Regions from separate parts of the Mus musculus genome. Here region 2 is linked to region 1. The links are chromatin loops, found by intact Hi-C in ENCODE. Cell type or tissue: heart. All regions are shown on one strand. Each heading gives the region's core, and the rest is flanking DNA. Links, peaks and the distances in the headings are about the cores only.

The links. A loop is a pair of places that touch in the nucleus more often than their neighbours do. Peaks named below come from ENCODE experiments on the same cell type or tissue, not always from the same donor. Only the 100,000 strongest peaks of a DNase experiment are listed, where the experiment ranks them.
Region 2: a loop joins it to region 1, with 8 times the contacts of the local background. A loop is called at or near these places in 2 of 42 quality-filtered maps.

The regions. Positions count from the first base shown.
Region 1 is chr14:124,737,698-124,747,257 of GRCm38, forward strand. No RefSeq gene overlaps it. Among named protein-coding and RNA genes, the nearest start is that of Fgf14, 65 kb to the left of the region's middle. In heart, for the core only: a CTCF peak has its summit at 5,124 (motif pointing left); no DNase peak of the experiment used is centred there; H3K27ac peaks cover 1,268 bases.
Region 2 is chr14:123,366,669-123,376,228 of GRCm38, forward strand. It overlaps Nalcn (sodium leak channel, non-selective), which reads right to left. Exons shown (of 44, transcript NM_177393.4): 16 at 4,810-4,946; 17 at 3,270-3,411. Among named protein-coding and RNA genes, the nearest start is that of AA536875, 200 kb to the left of the region's middle. In heart, for the core only: a CTCF peak has its summit at 5,049 (motif pointing right); no DNase peak of the experiment used is centred there.

The DNA of each region.
Region 1 (9,560 bases), core at 722-8,721:
AAAGTATATAACTTCTTCTCAGCACCTCATGGTACCTTCTCCAAAATTGACCAAATATTTGGTCACAAAACAAGCCTCAACAGATACAAAAATATTGAAATGATCCCATCCATCGTATCAGATCACCATGGACTAAGGCTGATCTTCAATAACAAAATAAATAATAGAAAGCCAACATTCAGGTGGAAACTGAACAACACTCTTCTCATTGATACCTTGGTCAAGGAAGGAATAAAGAAAAAAATTAAGGACTTTTGGAGTTTAATGAAAATGAAGCCACAACATACCCAAACTTATGGGACACAATGAAAGCATTTCTAAGAGGGAAACTCATAGCTCTGAGTGCCTCCAAAAAGAAACTAGAGAGAACACACACTAGCAGCTTGACAAAACACATCTAAAAGCTCTAGAACAAAAGGAAGCAAATTAACCCAAGAGGAGTAGACGGCAGGAAATAATCAAACTCAGCAGCAAAATCAACCAAGTGGAAACAAGAACTATTCAAAGAATCAACCAATCGAGGAGCTGGTTCTTTGAGAAAATCAACAAGATAGATAAACCCTTAGCCAGACTCACTAGAGGGCACAGGGAAAGCATCCTAATTAACAAAATCAGAAATAAAAAGGGAGACATAACAACAGATCCTGAAGGAATCCAAAACACCATCAGATCTTTCTACAAAAGGTTATACTCAACAAAACTGGAGAACCTGGATGAAATAGACAAATTTCTAGACAGATACCATGTACCAAAGTTAAATCAAGATCAGGTTAATGATCTAAATAGTCCTATATCCCCTAAAGAAATAAAAGCAGTCATTAATAGTCTCCCAACCAAAAAAAGCCCAGGACCAGATGGGTTTAGTGCAGAGTTCTATCAGACCCTCAAAGAAGTTCTAATCCCAGTTCTTCACAAACTATTCCACAAAATAGAAACAGAAGGTACTCTACCCAACTCATTCTATGAAGCCACAATTACTCTGATTCCTAAACCACAAAAAGACCCCACAAAGATAAAGAACTTCAGACCAATTTCCCTTATGAATATCGATGCAAAAATCCTCAATAAAGATCTTGCTAACCGAATCCAATAACACATCAAAACAATCATCCATCCTGACCAAGTAAGTTTCATCTCAGGTGTGCAGGAATGGTTCAATATATGGAAATCCATCAACGTAATCCAGTATATAAACAAACTCAAAGACAAAAACCACATGATCATCTCGTTAGATGCAGAGAAAGCATTTGACAAAATCCAACACCCATTCATAATAAAAGTCTTGGAAAGATCAGGAATTCAAGGCCCATACCTAACCATGATAAAAGCAATCTACAGCAAACCAGTAGCCAACATCAAAGTAAATGGTGAGAAGCTGGAAGCAATCCCAATAAAATCAGGGACTAGACAAAGTTGTCCACTCTCTCCCTACCTATTCCACATTATACTTGAAGTCCTAGCCAGAGCAATTAGACAACAAAAGGAGATCAAGGGGATACATATTAGAAAGGAAGAAGTCAAAATATCACTTTTTGCAGATGATATGATAGTATATATAAGTCACCCTAAAAATTCCACCAGTGAACTCCTAAGCCTGATAAACAGCTTCGGTGAAGTAGCTGGATATAAAATTAGCTCAAACAAGTCAATGGCCTTTCTCTACACAAAGGACAAACAGGCTGAGAAAGAAATTAGGGAAACAACACCTTTCTCAATAGTCAAAAGATACAGTCAAAAGATCTGTATGATAAGAACTTCAAGTCTCCGAAGAAAGAAATTAAAGAAGATCTCAGAAGATGGAAAGATCTCCCATGCTCATGGATTGGCAGGATCAACATTGTAAAAATGGCTATCTTGCCAAAAGCAATCTACAGATTCAATGCAATCCCCATCAAAATTCCAACTCAATTCTTCAACGAATTAGAAAGAGCAATCTGCAAATTCATCTGGAATAACAAAAAACCTAGGATAGCAAAAACTCTTCTCAAGGATAAAAGAACCTCTGGTGGAATCTCCATGCCTGACCTAAAGCTGTACTACAGAGCAATTGTGATAAAAACTGGTATAGTGACAGACAAGTAGACCAATGGAATAGAATTGAAGACCCAGAAATGAACCCACACACCTATGGAAACTTGATCTTTGACAAGGGAGCTAAAACCATCCAGTGGAAGAAAGACAGCATTTTCAACAAATGGTGCTGGCACAACTGGTGGTTATCATGTAGAAGAATGTGAATCGATCCATTCCTATCTCCTTGTACTAAGGTCAAATCTAAGTGGATTAAGGAACTCCACATAAAACCAGAGACACTGAAACTTATAGAGGAGAAAGTAAGGAAAAGCCTTGAAGATATGGGTACAGGGGAAAAATTCCAGAATAGAACAGCAATGGCTTGTGCTGTAAGATCGAGAATCGATAAATGGGACCTCATAAAGTTGCAAAGCATCTGCAAGGAAAAAGACACCATCAACAAGACAAAAGGACCACCAACAGATTGGGAAAGGATCTTTACCTATCCTAAATCAGATAGGGGACTAATATCCAATATATATAAAGAACTCTAGAAGGTGGGCTCCAGAAAATCAAATAACCCCATTAAAAATGGGGCTCAGAGCTGAACAAAGAATTCTCACCTGAGGAATACCAAATGGCAGAGAAGCACCTGAAAAAATGTTCAACATCCTTAATCATCAGGGAAATACAAATCAAAACAACCCTGAGATTCCACTTCACTCCAGTCAGAATGGCTAAGATCAAAAATTCAAGTGACAGCAGATGCTGGCGAGGATGTGGAGAAAGAGGAATACTCCTCCATTGTTGGTGGGATTGCAAGCTTGTACAACCACTGTGGAAATCAGTCTGGCAGTTCCTCAGAAAATTGGACATAGTACTACCGGAGGATCCCGCAATACCTCTCCTGGGCATATATCCAGAAGAGGTCTCAACCGGTAAGAAGGACACATGCTCCACTATGTTCATAGCAGCCTTATTTATAATAGCCAGAAGCTGGAAAGAACCCAGATGCCCCTCAACAGAGGAATGGATACAGAAAATGTGGTACATCTCACAATGGAGTACTACTCAGCTATGAAAAAGAATGAATTTATGAAATTCCTAGGCAAATGGTTGGACCTAGAGGGCATCATCCTGAGTGAGGTAACCCAGTCACAAAGGAACTCACACAATATGTACTCACTGATAAGTGGATATTAGCCCAGGAACATAGAATACCCAAGATATAAGATACAATTTGCTAAATGCATGAAACTCAAGAAGAACAAAGACCAAAGTGTGGACACTTAGCCCCTTCTTAGAATTTGGAACAAAACACCCATGGAAGGAGTTACAGAGACAAAGGTTGGAGCTGTGACAAAGGATGGACCATCTAGAGACTGCCATATCATGGGATCCATCCCATAATCAGCTTCCAAACGCTGACACCAATGCACACACTAGCAAGATTCTGCTGAAAGGACCCAGATAGTGCTGTATCTTGTGAGACTATGCCGGGGCCTAGCAAACACAGAAGTGGATATGCACAGTCAGCTATTGGATGGATCACAGGGCCCCCAATGGAGGAGCTAGAGAAAATACCCAAGGAGCTAAAGGGATCTGTAACCCTATAGGTGGAACAACATTATGAACTAACCAGTACCCCTGAGCTCTTGACTCTAGCTGCATATGTATCAAAAGATGGCCTAGTTGGCCATCACTGGAAAGAGAAGCCCATTGGACTTGCAAATTTTATATGCCCCAGTACAGGGGAATGCCAGGGCCAAAAAGTGGAAATGGGTGGGTAGGGGAGTGGGGGGGGAGTGTATGGGGGAACTTTTGGGATAGCATGGGAAATGTAAATGAGGAAAATACCTAATAAAAAAGAAAAAAGAAAAAAGAAAAAAAACACTATTTTCCATCTATGAAAATGAAGAGAATTTATATACATGTCTCTCCATTTTGTATTTAAGAACTGAATGTTCTCTATTTCATTGTCTGATATTGAGGTCCTTTAATAGTTCCCACACTTTGAAAAATCACTAGAAATCAAAATAAAATAAAACAGTTGGCCTAAAAAAAAAAAAAAAGAAAGAAAGAAAAATCTGGGCATCTCTTCCATATCCCAAAGGCCTCTTTCTCCAAATGTCCTCTCCCAAGAAAGGAGGCGCCTTGGGTGTCAGCCTCTTTGAGTGCCATTGCTCCCTCTTACTCTCTTATTCCAACCTTCTTTTCCAATTTTAACAAAATATAGCCATTGACAGCTGAAGACTTGAGTCCACCATGTCCTTTAAAACTGGTCTGTCAACTTCCTCAGCTGCAGAGCATCTATGCCTGGTTCACCAACTATAACACATCTGTCTCTTTAACAGCAATTCCCTGAGCCTGAGCCACAACAGTATTGTACTAGAGTCAGCAAGTTCTTCTTCAATTACAAAATCTTAACCTCCTTCCCTCTTCTCTTCCTCTGCCCCTGGCCTTCCCCCTTTCCCCTTCCCTGGGCATTTGGTAATATCTGTAAAGTTGGTTGCTTTTCTTTTCAACCCCTAAAATGTCAGCCACCTTTCTCTTTAAAAAGAAAAATAAATCCCAAGAGAAGAGTGTGGAGTTTTTAAGACACACACACACACACACAAAATCAGCTCTAAAAACAAACAACAATAATAAAACATAAAGGTTAGGGTTAGGGTGGGTAGGGGGTAGAAGAAAGGAATACATTCCATCCCTTATCCATTCTGGATTAGTAAACCAGCTCTCTTGCACACTCACCAAGAAAAATATTCTTTATGGCTGAGAGAGTTAAAAATAGATGAAGCTATCTTTAGTGCCTAACCCTGAGAAGCTGCACTAGCAGCAAGCAGAGGGGAACTCAGATAAGCAGTGTGTTAACTCCTGGAGGCCATTGGAGACAGATAGCTGGAGCTCCTGTGTGTTCTTTATATGTGTGTAGTAAGTGCTGGAGACTCTAACACAGACGTGTCCGGTAGAGGAGCTGAACCAGAGAGCAGTCATCAGACTTCCAAGCCAACAGAGGGTATAGTGAGAGGCTAGGATAAAGGGGTGAGGTCAAGAGGCCCACACCCTGGCTGAACCCCAGACAGCTGGTCAGCCTATGCTTCAACAGTGACACCCTGTGGCAGCAGCAGTGACAAGGATAATAGATTATGACATTCACTTCTGGTTTATTATTGCAAGGCTGTGGGCACTTCAGCTGAATGAGGGGCCAACATCCTCACACATTGTGTGGTTCATGTGTGCACATGTACATGTATGTAATTTTTATGTACATGTTTATGTGTGTGCCCACTGAAGGCCAGAGTTGCCAAGAATAAGATGTCAGATACAAGCAAGGAAAACCTTCAAAATTGTAAGAAAAGAATCATGCTAGAAAGCTGGTGCAGAGTGTAGAGTACCTGCCACAGGGCCTGCCAACCTGGGTTTGATCCACAGAACAGAAGATTCTGTATATTTACACACACACACACACACACACACACACACACACACACACACACACACACACAAAGAAAAATCAAAGGAAGGAAGGAAAGAAAGAAGAGAGAGAAAGGGAGAAAGAGAAAGAGAGAGAGAGAAAGAGAGAGAGAGAAAGAGAGAGAGAGAAAGAGAGAGAGAAAGAGAGAAAGAGAGAAGGAGAGAAGGAGAGAAGGAGAGAAGGAGAGAGAGAGAGAGAGAGAGAGAGAGAGAGAGAAAGAGAGAAAGAGAGAAAGAAAGAAAGAAAGAAAGAAAGAAAGAAAGAAAGAAAGAAAGAAAGAAAGAAAGAAAGAAAGAAAGAAAGAAAGAAAGAAAGAAAAAAGCTATAGAAGGGTTTAACTTGATTGGCTTGATTAGTAACAGAGACATAACTGTTTTGTATTGCTGGTGAACCCAAGCATGCTAACTAGATCTTAAAGTCGGATTGATAGAATACTTTTAAACACCCAAGATATTCATGTGTACCACTATTCCCTAAAAGTGAAGTCAGAACAAGGAACACTCCACACTGGAGGCCAGCTTTGGTTTTAGGTATGCTTCCTCCATTAAGAACCTGCATCTTTACAGTCTGATCTTCCATTCCATGACTATCAATAATGATGGGATACAGTACAGAGGTAATGATGTCATTATGTTGAAATTTTTCAGTTTCCATTATCCTTGAAACATAGGGCTTTGATGATTATGATTACCAGCATAAGATTTTCCCCTTAATATCACAGTTGGCAACACATCTGTTTTGTTTATACAATGAAAAATTTAGAGAAAGCTTCATTGTATGAAAATGATTAAATCACAGGGATGAATTCATGTTAAGAAATGCTATTAAAAATTTTAATTTTTTTTAAAAATGCTATGCAACACTTAAAATTGTTTGCAGTGACTTTTTTGATATTTTCTTTGTTTATATTTCAAATACCATCCCCTTTCCTAGTTTCCCCTCTGAAAATCCCCTATCCCCTTCCCCCCTCCCTCTGGTCATCAACCTACTCACTACCACATCCTGGTCCTGGTATTGCCCTATACTGGGGCATAGAACCTTCATAGGACTAAGGGCCTCTCCTCCCATTGATGACCAACTAGGACATCCTCTGCTACATATGCAGCTAGAGATATGAGCCCCACCATGTGTATTCTTTGATTGGTGGTTTAGTCCCAGGGATCTCTGGGGGTACTGGCTAGTTCATATTGTTGTTCCTCCTATGGGCTGCAAACCTCTTCAGCTCTTTGAGTACTTTCTCTAGCTCCTTCTGTCCAATGGATGATTGTAAGCATCCACTTCTGTATTTGCCAGGCACAGGCAGAGCCTTGCAAGAGACAGCTGTATCAGGCTCCTGTCATCAAACTCTTGGCATCTGCAATAGTGTCTGGGTTTGGTGGTTGTTTATGGAATGGATCCCCAGGTGGGGCAGTCTCTGGATGGTCATTCCTTTGGTCTCTGTTCCAAACTTTGTCTCTGTAACTCCTTCCATGGGTTTTTTGTTCCCCCTTCTGAGAAGGATCAAAGTATCCAGTTTGATTTTCCTTCTTCTTGAATTTCATGTGTTTTACAAATTATATCTTGGGTATTCTGACTTTCTGGGCTAATATCCACGTATCAGTGAGTGCATATCATGTGTGTTCTTTTGTGACTGGGTTATCTCACTCAAGATAATATCCTCCAGATCCATACATTTGCCTAAGAATTTCATAAATTCATTGTTTTTAATAGCTGACTAGTACTCCATTGTATAAATGTACCACATTTTCTGTATCCATTCCTCTGTTGAGGGACATCTGGGTTCTTGCCAGCTTCTGGGTATTATATATAAGGCTGCTCTGAACATAGTGGAGCATGTGTCCTTATTACAAGTTGGAGCACCTTCTGGGTATATGCTCAAGAGAGTAGTATTGCTGGATCTTCTGGTAGAACTATGTCCAATTTCCTGAGGAACCACCAAATTGATTTCCAGAGTGGTTGTACCAGTTTGCAATCCCACCAGCAATGGAGGAGTGTTCCTCTTTCTCCACTCCTCCCCAGCATCTGCTGTCACCTGAGTTTTTTATCTTAGCCATTCTGTCTGGAATGAGGTGGAATCTCAAGGTTGTTTTAATTTGTATTTCCCTGATGACTAAGGATGTTGAACTTTTTTTATGTGCTTCTCAGCCAACCAGTATTCCTCAGTTGAGAATTCTTTGTTTAGCTCTGTACCCCATTTTTAATAGGGCTATTTGGTTTTCTGGACTCCAACTTCTTGAGTTCTTTCTGTATATTAGATATGAGCCCCCTCTCAGATTTAGGATTGGTAAAGATCTTTTCCCAATCTGTTGGTTGCCATTTTGTCTTATGGACAGTGTCCTTTGCCTTACAGAAGCTTTGCAATTTTATGAGGTCCCATTTGTTGATTCTTGATTTTAGAGCATAAACCATTGGTGTTCTGTTCAGGAATTTTTCCCCTATGCCCATATGTTCAAGGCTCTTCCCCACTTTCTCCTCTATAAGTTTCAGTGTCTCTGGTTTTATGTGGAGTTCCTTGATCCACTTGGACTTGAGCTTTGTACAAGGAGATAAAAATGGATCAATTCGAATTCTTCTACATGCTAACCGCCAGTTGAGCCATCATCATTTGTTGAAAGTGCTATCCTTTTTCCACTGGATGGTTTTAGCTCCTTTCTCAAAGACCAAGAGACCATAGGTGTGCAGGTTCATTTTTGGGGTCTTCCATTCATCTATCTGTATCAGTACCATTCAGTGTTTATCACAATTGCTCTGTAGTACAGCTTGAGCTCAGGCATGATGATTCCACCAGAGGTTCTTTTATTGTTGAGAGTAGTTTTTGCTATCCTAGATTTTTTGTTTTTCTAGATGAATTTGCAAATTACCCATTCTAACTCTGAACAATTGAGTTGGAGTTTTGATAGGGATTGCATTGAATCTGTAGATTACTTTTGGCCAGATGGCCATTTTTGCTATATTAATCCTGCCAATTCATGAGCATGGGGGAATCATTCCATATTCTGAGATCTTCTTTGATTTCTTTCTTTAGAGACTTGAAGTTCTTATCATACAGATCTTTCACTTCCTTAGTTAGAGTCATGCCAAGGTATTTTATATTTTTGTGACTGTTGTGAAGGGTGGTGTTTCACTAATTTCTTTCTCGGCCTGTTTATCCTTTGTGTAGAGAAAGGCCACTGATTTGTTTGAATTAATTTTATATCCAGCTACTTCACTGAAGTTGTTTATCAGGTTTTGGAGTTCTCTGGTAGAATTTTTGGGGTCACTTAAATATACTATCATATCATCTGCAAATAGTGATATTTTGACTTCTTTCCTTTCCAATTTGTATCCCCTTGATCTCCTTCTGTTGTCTAATTGCTCTGACTAGGACTTCAAGTAATATATTGGAGAGGTAGTGAGAAAGTGGGCATCCTTTTCTAGTCCCTGATTTTAGTGGGATTGCTTCAAGTTTCTCTCCAATTAGCTTACTGGTTTGCTGTATATTGCATTTATTATGTTTAGGTATGGGCCTTGAATTCCTGATCTTTCCAAGACTTTTATCATGAAGGGGTGTTAAATTTTGTCATATGCTTTCTCAGCCTCTAACCATATGGTTCTTTCTTTGAATTTGTTTATATAGTGGATTACATTGATGAATTTCGATATATTGAACCATCCCTGAATCCTGGGATGAAGCCTACCTGATCATGGTAGATGATCAATTTGATGTGTTCTGGGATTCAGCTTGCGAGAATTTTATTGAGTATTTTTGATCAATATTCATAAGGAAAATTGTTCTGAAGTTATCTTTCTTTGTTGGGTCTTTGTGTGGTTTAGGTATCAGAGTTTTGTGGCTTCAGAGAATGAATTGTATAAAGTACCTTCTGTTTCTATTTTGTGGAATAGTTTGAGGAGTATTGGCATTAGGTCTTCTTTGAAGGTCTAATAGAACTCTGCACTTAACCCATCTACTCCTGGGCTTTTTTAGGTTGGGGGAGTACTAATGACTGTTTCTATTTCTTTAGGGGACATGGGACTATTTAGACCGTTAGCCAGATCCTGATTTAACTTTGGTACCTGGTATCTATCTAGAAAA
Region 2 (9,560 bases), core at 935-8,934, 1.4 Mb before region 1:
TAAGGACTGGGACTCAAGGTATTTACTGCTCTCTGCCCTGCTCTGCTCAGCGCCAGCAAACACACAGTCTTTCTGTAGACCCCTATTTGTCAGAAATCCCTTTCTCTCATTTTCAACTGTGCTGGAAAGAGAATGCAAGGGACCCTGTCTGTTGCATGTTTGATCCCACAAAGGTCAGAAGAAGACATTATATGTGGAATTACATACAGATGGTTGTGAGTCTCCATTGGGTACTGGGAACTGAAACGGGGGTGGGGGGTGGGGGTCCTCTACAAGACAAGCACATGTTCTAGATGACTGAGCTTTCTCTTTAGCTCTGCTTCTCAAAATAGCTTTTTAATTTAACTTCTTTGTGTTTCTTCCTAGTGTTATCAGTTTCTAAAGTGCGTATCTTGCTTTCTTTTGAATTCCCAAATCCAGAGGAATGGAAGATAAATAAACAGCAGATGCTCCTCACATTTTTGTAGAATTACTGAATGAACATGGAAGACTTGTAGAAATGGAAAATATAAACAAAACATAAAAATTAAAGCTTATTATTATTTTATTATTATTTTGTACTTGAGATATTGCTGTTGGGCTCTGCAAAGCTCACTTATATGTCTAGATCATGGCAGATTCTGACTCAGAGAGTGGCATACTAGCCAAGAGCAAGGTGACACAGACTGAAGAGATCATGGCAGCAGGTTGAGTGAACTGGTTGTATCACTGGGTTGCTAGGAAGTCAAGTTCACATCTGTGTTATCAGGAAGCACTTTGCATAGGAAACTCAGGCTTCCATCTCAATAATATGAAGAAATATGAGTAGACACCTGTATGATTAAAATATTAATGATGGACCACTTCCCTTCCCTTTCTGCTTCCAAGAAGTCTTCACCATGGAAACACACAAGTTTCTGTGTCTCAGATTGCCCTAGACAAAGACTCTAAAACAGAGATGAGAAATCCTAAGTATTTATAAACAGCTCCAGAAACAGATGGAAGATGCTGCTGCACACAGTGGATCTAGAAAGGAAGAAGTCTAATTTCCTACCACTAAAATAGGGCCAAAAGTTGAAGGCTAGTTACATGGTAACCTGATTAATTTTTTTCAATATGGTATAAACCTAGATACACCTAGGAAGAAGGAACTTCAGTCGAAGAGTTGCTTCCATCAAATTGGCCTGTGAACATGGATGGCTGTGAGGCATTTTCTCGATTATAATCGACGTAGGAGGCTCCTGCTCACTGTGGATAGTGCCACTCTTGCGGGGTGTGAGCCCAGGCAATGTAAAAAAAGCTATCCAGAGGGAACAAGACAGTAAGCAGTTTTCTTCCCCAGTTGAAGTTCCTGCCTTGAGTTCCTACCCTCCTTGCTGGATTATAACCTATCAGATGAAATAAGCCCCTTACTCCTCACTTTGTTTTCGGTAATGGTGTTTACCACAGCAACAGAAAACAAATTAGGACACATGGTAACACAGGTAGTGCTCACTCCTAGGATCAGCTGATGAGACCTGGAGGTAGATATGCATTCTACTTCGCAGCTTTAGCTCAGGTTAGAATAAATATCATGAGAGAACCCTCCCAACTATAGTTTTTCTGTGTAAGGTCTACCAGATGGAGATGAGATGAAGAGAAACACATGGCTATCTATAATGGTCTTGTTTAACAGACAAGATGGGTCTTAATCAACTCTAGAGGCTGGGGGATAACTGTCACCTTCAAAATCTTGGTCCAAGATAAATAATATGGATGGCACCCAGGGTTCAATGGCTCTGGTAAGCTAAAGAGCAGCCACACTCACAAAATGTTATGAAGAAAACAAGAAGTAGCATTTTAAGCTCTGATAGTCTAAACTAAATAGTAGATGGTGGAGCAGCTTGGGTAAACAGAGACTCCCCTCTGCTACACCCCTCCCTGACACCTGCCAACATGCTTGTTTCCTTTCCTCAACAAATGATGGGCATCCTACCCAGGAATTGTGAAAACTTCATATTCTCTTTTAAGGAAGAGGTTGATTTGCAGTTTTCTGTGGGAAAGTGTTCCTAATGATTAGAAAGTATGTCCTGGTTTTGTCACACTGGGTATTTGGGGGACATCAGCTTTTTTTTTTTTTTTGTCTTTCTCTTGGATGCAGGTAGTCATAACCCTAGCATAGTCAGGGTGAGGAGAAGGCCACTTCACCTCTGGCTTATAGTCAAGTTTGGAAACATAATGAAACAAATTCAATACACTAAGACAAAACCAATCTGCTTTCTAGAAATGCAAAATGTAACTGCAGACTGTCCTGGACTAGGTTACCGTTTCTCCAAACATTTTTCCTGTGTCTACTTGGGCTGTTGTTTCTTTACCTGTTTATGGTACTGACTGGGAAGTATAGATACCATAGGGTCTTATTTCAAGCAAGCAAAATCAAGAACCAACTAAAAGAAGTTAAAAGTACCACACATATGGCATAATCTCTCACTACACAAATGAAAGCAAATATGGTATCATCTAAAGTCAATTTTGTGACCACAAAAAAAAAAAAAACCAGGTAGGGGGAAAACAAAATATTAATGCCAAGGACAAAAGTAGAGACAGTAATTGACAGGGAGAAAGGCAGTCCTAAAATGGATATGCCACACTTAAACAAGTCATAGGTGGAATGTCCTTGTGTAAGTGTCTTATTTTGAAAAATCTCCCTTCCCAGTTGGTGAAATTTTGATGAGAAAGGACAGAGAAGGTATATACTAATAAAATTTTTGAGCCCCAAGAATGCAGACAACATCTCACAGGCTTTCCCCAAAGAAAATGAAATCTAACCAACCAGATACAAACCTAATTATTTTCAACTGACAAAAAATAAATGAATGAAAAAAAAAAGAGAAGACATTAGCAACAGAGTGTTCTCTACAAGAATGAGGAATGAGATCTGAGAATGGTGAAGAGAAAATAAATGAGGGAAAGTTCTTTAAAATGAAGAGACATAGCACAAAGGCAATAATCATTGACATAACCTAGGGCAAGATGACTAAGACAGAGGACACAATACATATCAGCTCTGTGGGGTAGAGGAGGGTCAGGAGAGCCTGGACAGGAGCAAGTTGGCATTCGAGTTTTTAACATAATAGAAATATGAATTACATCACAAACAATATGTACATATATACACATACACCTATCTATTTATTATTTTCTTCTCTATTCCCTACAGACTTAGGAATTGAGGACTCTAAATAATTGTGCCACATTTTTCTCTAACATGTGCTTTAGAGGGGTTTGGTGATGGAGACAGTGGTTCTTACTTTTTGATCAATGTATTTGTTGTCTTCAGCTGTGGGCTTCTTGGGGTTGTCACATGATGAGGAAGAGGTAGAGGGGAGGATTCTGAAGAGACAGCAGGTGTCCTGTTGCTGGCGGTCAATGAACTGCTTCATGAAGCTTTCCCTTTGTGAATGAAGCACACAGATCAGGGTTACTCAGGAAGTAGAATGGGAGGTGGCATTTCAGAGACAATGAAGCAGTGCAGAAGATCACAAAAATAAAGATGTGTCATACCAAGGGCGATGGTTGGATTTAATTATCAAATTATTTAACTTAGGGAAAAAGCTTCCTGAATCCTTGCAAACTCCTGTTTAAAGACATAATGTCCCTGAAATAGCTTAAAAGCAAGGGTTTCTAATAATTGATGGTGTGATTTGAATCCTACCGTGGTAATGAGATACTTTATTTTCTCCCTACTACTTGAAAGAATTAATTCATCTTTTCAAACTTCTATTCATCATAAAAGTCCTTGAGAGATAATTTTACATTTAAAGACTCAAAAGGAAAAGACTTCATCTGATCACCAAAATATGAAAAATTTAAATAACATTAATGCAAGTAAACAAAGAAAGCAACTTAAAATCAGAAAAAGAAATGCTGTCATGTGCAACTTGGCTACAATTTGGTCACCAATAGGCTGCATGCAAATGGTGGCCCCATAAGATTGCATTGTACACCCAGTAATGCAGTAAGCATCACCATCTGCATCAACATATCTGATGTTGATAAAACCATGAAAATGTCCAGAACTCTCTCCAGGCATTAAGTGACATGATCCTCTTTTTCTATTGGAGTTTCAAGTGTTTGGCATTGCACCTAATCTCAACCTTCCCTAATCCCTCACCAAGATGTTTAAAGATAAATAAGTGAATAAATTTTAAAAAAATGGAAAAGTCTATATGATTTCATGATTGTACCTGGAGCCTTTTGAGTTATCATTGGAAGACTTTCCTCCAATTATTAAAAGCAGGAAGTTCCAAGCACCTTAAGAATGCATTTGTTTAGCAGGAAGGCAAAGCTAGTGCAAACTGAATCAGTGTGGGTGTAAATGTTAAGGTTCTTTTAACCAGTGGGAGGCAGATTACACTGTGACCAGATGGCCATATAAGCCAATGCTGCTGTAACAAAGACACCTTCCAGAGCTGCCTGCCTGATGTATTTAGAGATAAAGTGCTCACATCGAAGTCTGTCCTCTTTCCCTCTGAGCAAAGTTCACCTTGTCTATGCCTAGGAGGTCTAATGACTGAAAAGTCCACCTTGTCTATACCTAGGAGGTCTCATGACCAAAAAGTCTTCAGATGGAGGCGGGGACACAAGCTTGTGTCTCACTTGCTTCTTCTCTGAAGGGATGACTCATGGAACTCAAAGGCTTTGTACCACAAAGGCAGGGAGAAGAACAGGAGATAACAATTTCAAACACAACCCCAAACCTACCCACGTGCCAGTCTGAAAGAAGGCTGAGGTTAACTTAGATGGTAAGCCACGTTGTGAAGAGATACAGTCAACGAAACAATCTGATACCTGATTTTAGGAACTGTAAAATCTGAAGGAAGTTTTGAGATTTTCACCATTTGCGGTCTGTTTGGAAATTTTTCGAAGATTCTCAAGCGCAAAGGGAGTTTTTCTTTGGTGTCCGCGTTCGCTTCACTTTGCTTTAGCTAAAGGGTGGGGTGGGGGAGAAGAAAATTGAATCCCATTGTAATGAACAATTTCAGACTTGGGAGAATAACATGTAATTACACATATCGCCGCTAGATGGAAGAAAAGACCCACCATGCACATCACCCAGCGGTCCCAGAGATTGTTCACTGAGTCCTAAAACTGAGTTCAGGGAAGGACAAAAGTTAAGAACAAACTAAACCAATTTAAAATAAAATTCAAAGGAAGGTTTTTGTTGTTGTTGTTGTTGTTGTACTCTCAATGACAAGTCTCCTTTCACCCCACACACAACATCTTTAGCTTTTACTTACAATTAAACATTTGGATTTATTTTATGCACAGGCAGACTTGCTTATCTCCTTAGCTAACTGAAGGGGATGTATTTACATCTGCACAAATTTGATTTCTTGTAAGCCAAGGTTTATCTGGGGCAGACGTGGAACTAAGAATCAATAACTGGCTTGAATCCAGTCCATGCTTTCTTATCTTCCTCCTTCCAATGCTGGCTTTTCCTGTGACTTCTCTTCACTCTTTACTGCCTCTTAAGACGAACCACTCTGTGTATTGCAGTGAATCTTTCTTCCCTGTTTCCTATCCCTCTCCAAACTATAACACTGGTCTTACTAACTCCAAACGGGTTAAGAGAGCATCAAAGCCTCTTGTGTAATGTGGGCTTTCTTTCTTTCTTTCTTTCTTTCCTTCCTTCCTTCCTTCCTTCCTTCCTTCCTTCCTTCCTTCCTTCCTTCCTTCCTTCCTTCTTTCTTTCTTTCCTTCCTTCCTTCCTTCCTTTCTTTTTTTTTTCCATTTTTTATTAGGTATTTAGCTCATTTACATTTCCAATGCTATACCAAAAGTCACCCATACCCACCCACCCCCACTCCCCTACCCACCCACTCCCCCTTTTTGGCCCTGGCGTTCCCCTGTACTGAGGCATATAAAGTTTGCGTGTCCAATAGGCCTCTCTTTCCAGTGATGGCCGACTAGGCCATCTTTTGATACATATGCAGCTTTCAAATTTCAAAGTTTAGATCAGGAAATTATCAGTCAGTAGAAGCCCAGAAAAATTTTGCTAATCAGAAGGGACGGGTGAGATGATGATGATGATGATGATGATGATGATGATGATGATGATGATGATGATGATGATGATAGTAAAGCTCTAGCATCCAAGGTCACAAAACAAAGAGCACAGAAATCTCCATGGCATGAGAGTAATCTGAAAAGTAACTCTGTACATCAATGAAAGCTTATGAAGAAGTAACTGACTTCTAATGGGCCACTGATACACAACTGGTGAAAATTTGCGAGTGGTAAGTAGGGGCCAGAAGGAAAGAAAAAGCTGCTGACTTATTAAGACCGACCAGAGAGCAAGGCAATCCGTGATAGCAGGCCAGAGACGGATGAGATTGATAGTGTAGGTAGGAGCTTGCTCAATTGCATTTACTGACTCATTTGTTTAGATATTTGTGCTGTCACTTCTAGAACCAATCCAGGGAGCCAGATCCCGTGCAAAATTCTGAGGCTATAAAAATCAAAGGGCGCCTGCCTTTCCCCCCGACCCAGCTCATATCACAACCCACTGGATAGTTGAATAGACAATTACCTAGAAAGATAATGTGACCAATTACCTAGAAAGATAAAGAAAGATAAAGAGATGTGACCAGAGTGCTTGGGAACCCAAGGCAAGAAATGAGAAAAAAATAAACCATGGTATTATTTCTCCCACACTGACAGACCTCCCAGGCTGCAGTGTGTGATTCTTGTCTCCACTTCTTGGGGGCGGGGTCTAAGCTATGTGGACTGAATTGTGTTTTCTGCTAGGGTGAGACACAGTGGTAAAGTGTATGTCAGTCAGAGCATCTCATCAAAATGAGAATCCTGAGATCTCCCTAAAACCATCTCCATCTGTTGACTCCTTTCATCCTCACCAGAACCTGACTGGACCTTCACAAGCCCTGTTAGGGTTCTCTACCTCCATGTTAGCTCCTTATCACCTATTCCTGCATTTTGTGGTTACAAAAATCTCAATCTTAAAACCTATCTGTTGTTACTCCAATACAAAAAAATAAAAATAAAATAAAGAGGTCAAAACCTTCCATTTGGACTCAAAGTCTCATTTCCTTTCTCTCCACCTGTCTAGCTTTAGTTATCTGGGTGTCCACATCACATCCTCTTGAGACCCCCACAAGCATAGCCCTTCATTCCTGCTGCATCCTGTTGCCCCATCTCTACTTCCTTAAACTTCATGAACTTCTACTTGTTCTTGGGATTTTAGGTTCTCGCATAGTTTTTCAGAGGATCTTTTTTTAGGAGCTCACATGATGTTGAGCTGGGACATAGAATGTGGCTGTTCATATGGATCGAGGCAGTGAGAAATCTTCAGTTTCTTGATGTTCAATCTAGTACATGTTTTAACAGTTTTCTAGGCTGCTGCAGCAGTTATCAAAAGACTGGTAGCTCTGTGAATCAGAAGCCATGAACCCCTCCAGCGTCAATGAATTAATTTCTGAATCAAGGCTTCCTGTGAGCGCTGAGGGCTCACTACATCTTGACTTCCTGTGATTCTCTGTAGTGTTGTGGCTCGTTCTTCCAACCTTATTTGAATGTCAAATGCCTTCTTCTCAGTGTTTGTTCTGAATCTCCCTCCATTTCTCCAATAAGGAATGTAAACATCAGATGATCCCTGACACACCTCATCCAGAATGATTAGCCGTTTATTTCTGCAAAAGCCCAATATTCCAGGAATGTCTTGTTCTGAAGCTCAGTAGGTTTGGGGGAAAATTGTTAAATGCACCATTCACATTATCATTGTAAGGAATTTTGTTTCACATAAGATATGTCAAGCACTTTCTCCAAGAGTATGAGGCCTGGGCGGCTGGGAAACTGGTGGGGTTTGTTTCTTCACATTCATCCTGTGTCCTGGGACAGTAGTTAACATGAAGTCAGAGGAAAAAAAAAACTGTTACCAAATAAATGACACTAAGTGGGTGATAGAGAGAGATTCCGTCACAGATTTTGTAGAAACAAAAGAAAGCCTGGTAGAGTGAACAGAAGTATAGACAGTATCTATGTGTTAATTGGGCAGCTAATTTTTTTTTTAGGTAGCATGTAAGAACTCTCCATTTGCAAAATGGAATGAAATTAGATTCTTGCAGCATTTAGCTGATCATGATGTTTGTCACTGAAAAGCTGATGAATGTTTGGACCATGTTTGTCAAGGGCATGATGGTAATATATCAAATTAAAGCTAACCAAGCCCTAGAATACAGTGATCAATACAGTAGACTAATACTATTTTGTAAAATCTCCTTGCTTTCACGTTTTTAAAATGGATCTTGTAGAATTCTAATTTGCATTAGGGTATATTAATATTCCCAAGAGCACTTAAGCTCCTTCAGGGCAGGATTCCACTTTTAAATTTCCTTTCATAGCACCTCCCAGAGAGTGAAAATAGAATATGGTCAGGAACAAATTGAAGCTCAGCAGGAGTTGGTCATTGAACCACAACACTACAAAGAGCAAAGCTCTTCTGAATAACTCAGAAGGTTCTCTGTGTTATTGAAAATCTTCCTTTTGAATGGTGAGAACCAGGGATGCTCAGATATACAGTTGGGTCAGGAGAGAACAGAGGGAGTGGCAGCTCGAAAAGAGGACATCGAGTTGCCTCCTATGAGCAGGAACAGCCCCTTTCCAGAAGTTCCATGAGTTCCTTCTTTTCCTATACACCTCCATGGGCCTGTTGTGGAAGGAGTGTGTATACCACAGCCATGCCTTCATCTCTATGGCAATGACATTTGTGCATCCAGACTACAGCCCACCCAAATGCCTATCAATAGAACAGAAAAACAAACTGTGGTCTATTTAGACACTTGAAATGCATGAGGTGCAGCCTAATAAAAATGTAGTCAGATTTTATACTGCAATATTGAGGGCAGGAAATCAGACATAACAAAAGAACATATATTGGAAGACAAGCTTGTAAGGTCCACAAATAGACAACATTAATCTATATTGCTAATTTCCAGTGAGATCAGTGTTCCAGGGGCAGGTTGAAAACAATGGTGAGACAGGTTTCTAACATGAAGTTGTCTTGGTATGTTTAGTTTGGGTGTATTATGTTTGTAAACATCAGCAAATGGTCTTACCCTATGTTTATTTCAGTCCACTTAAAAGTGGACAGTTGATACATTTAAACAAAGTCATATAACTCCTATTTTATCACCATTATAACTTTTATCATTCTGCCATCCCCAGAGCACAAGCCTGACCAAGACAAAAAACACAAGAAAAAGAAAAAAGGAACAAGATAGGAAATGGACCTGGTCATCTGGGGTGGGGGGCATTCTGGGGGTGGGGCAGATCAAGGTCACCAAGATCAGATAAAAGCAACTTCATGGCATTTGAAACCACTCACAAAGATACTTAAAATTCGGTGAAATGATTATCTACCTCTCATCCTAACCTTTTATTCTCTCTCTCCCAGGCATATTTTCTAAAAGCAAATATTCTTTGATACAGATGAATGGCTACAATCAATAAAAGGCCTATATATGAATTTATGATCATTAAACTATCCCCCCTCCAAAGCAAGTCTTTTAAAAATAAAGTAATTA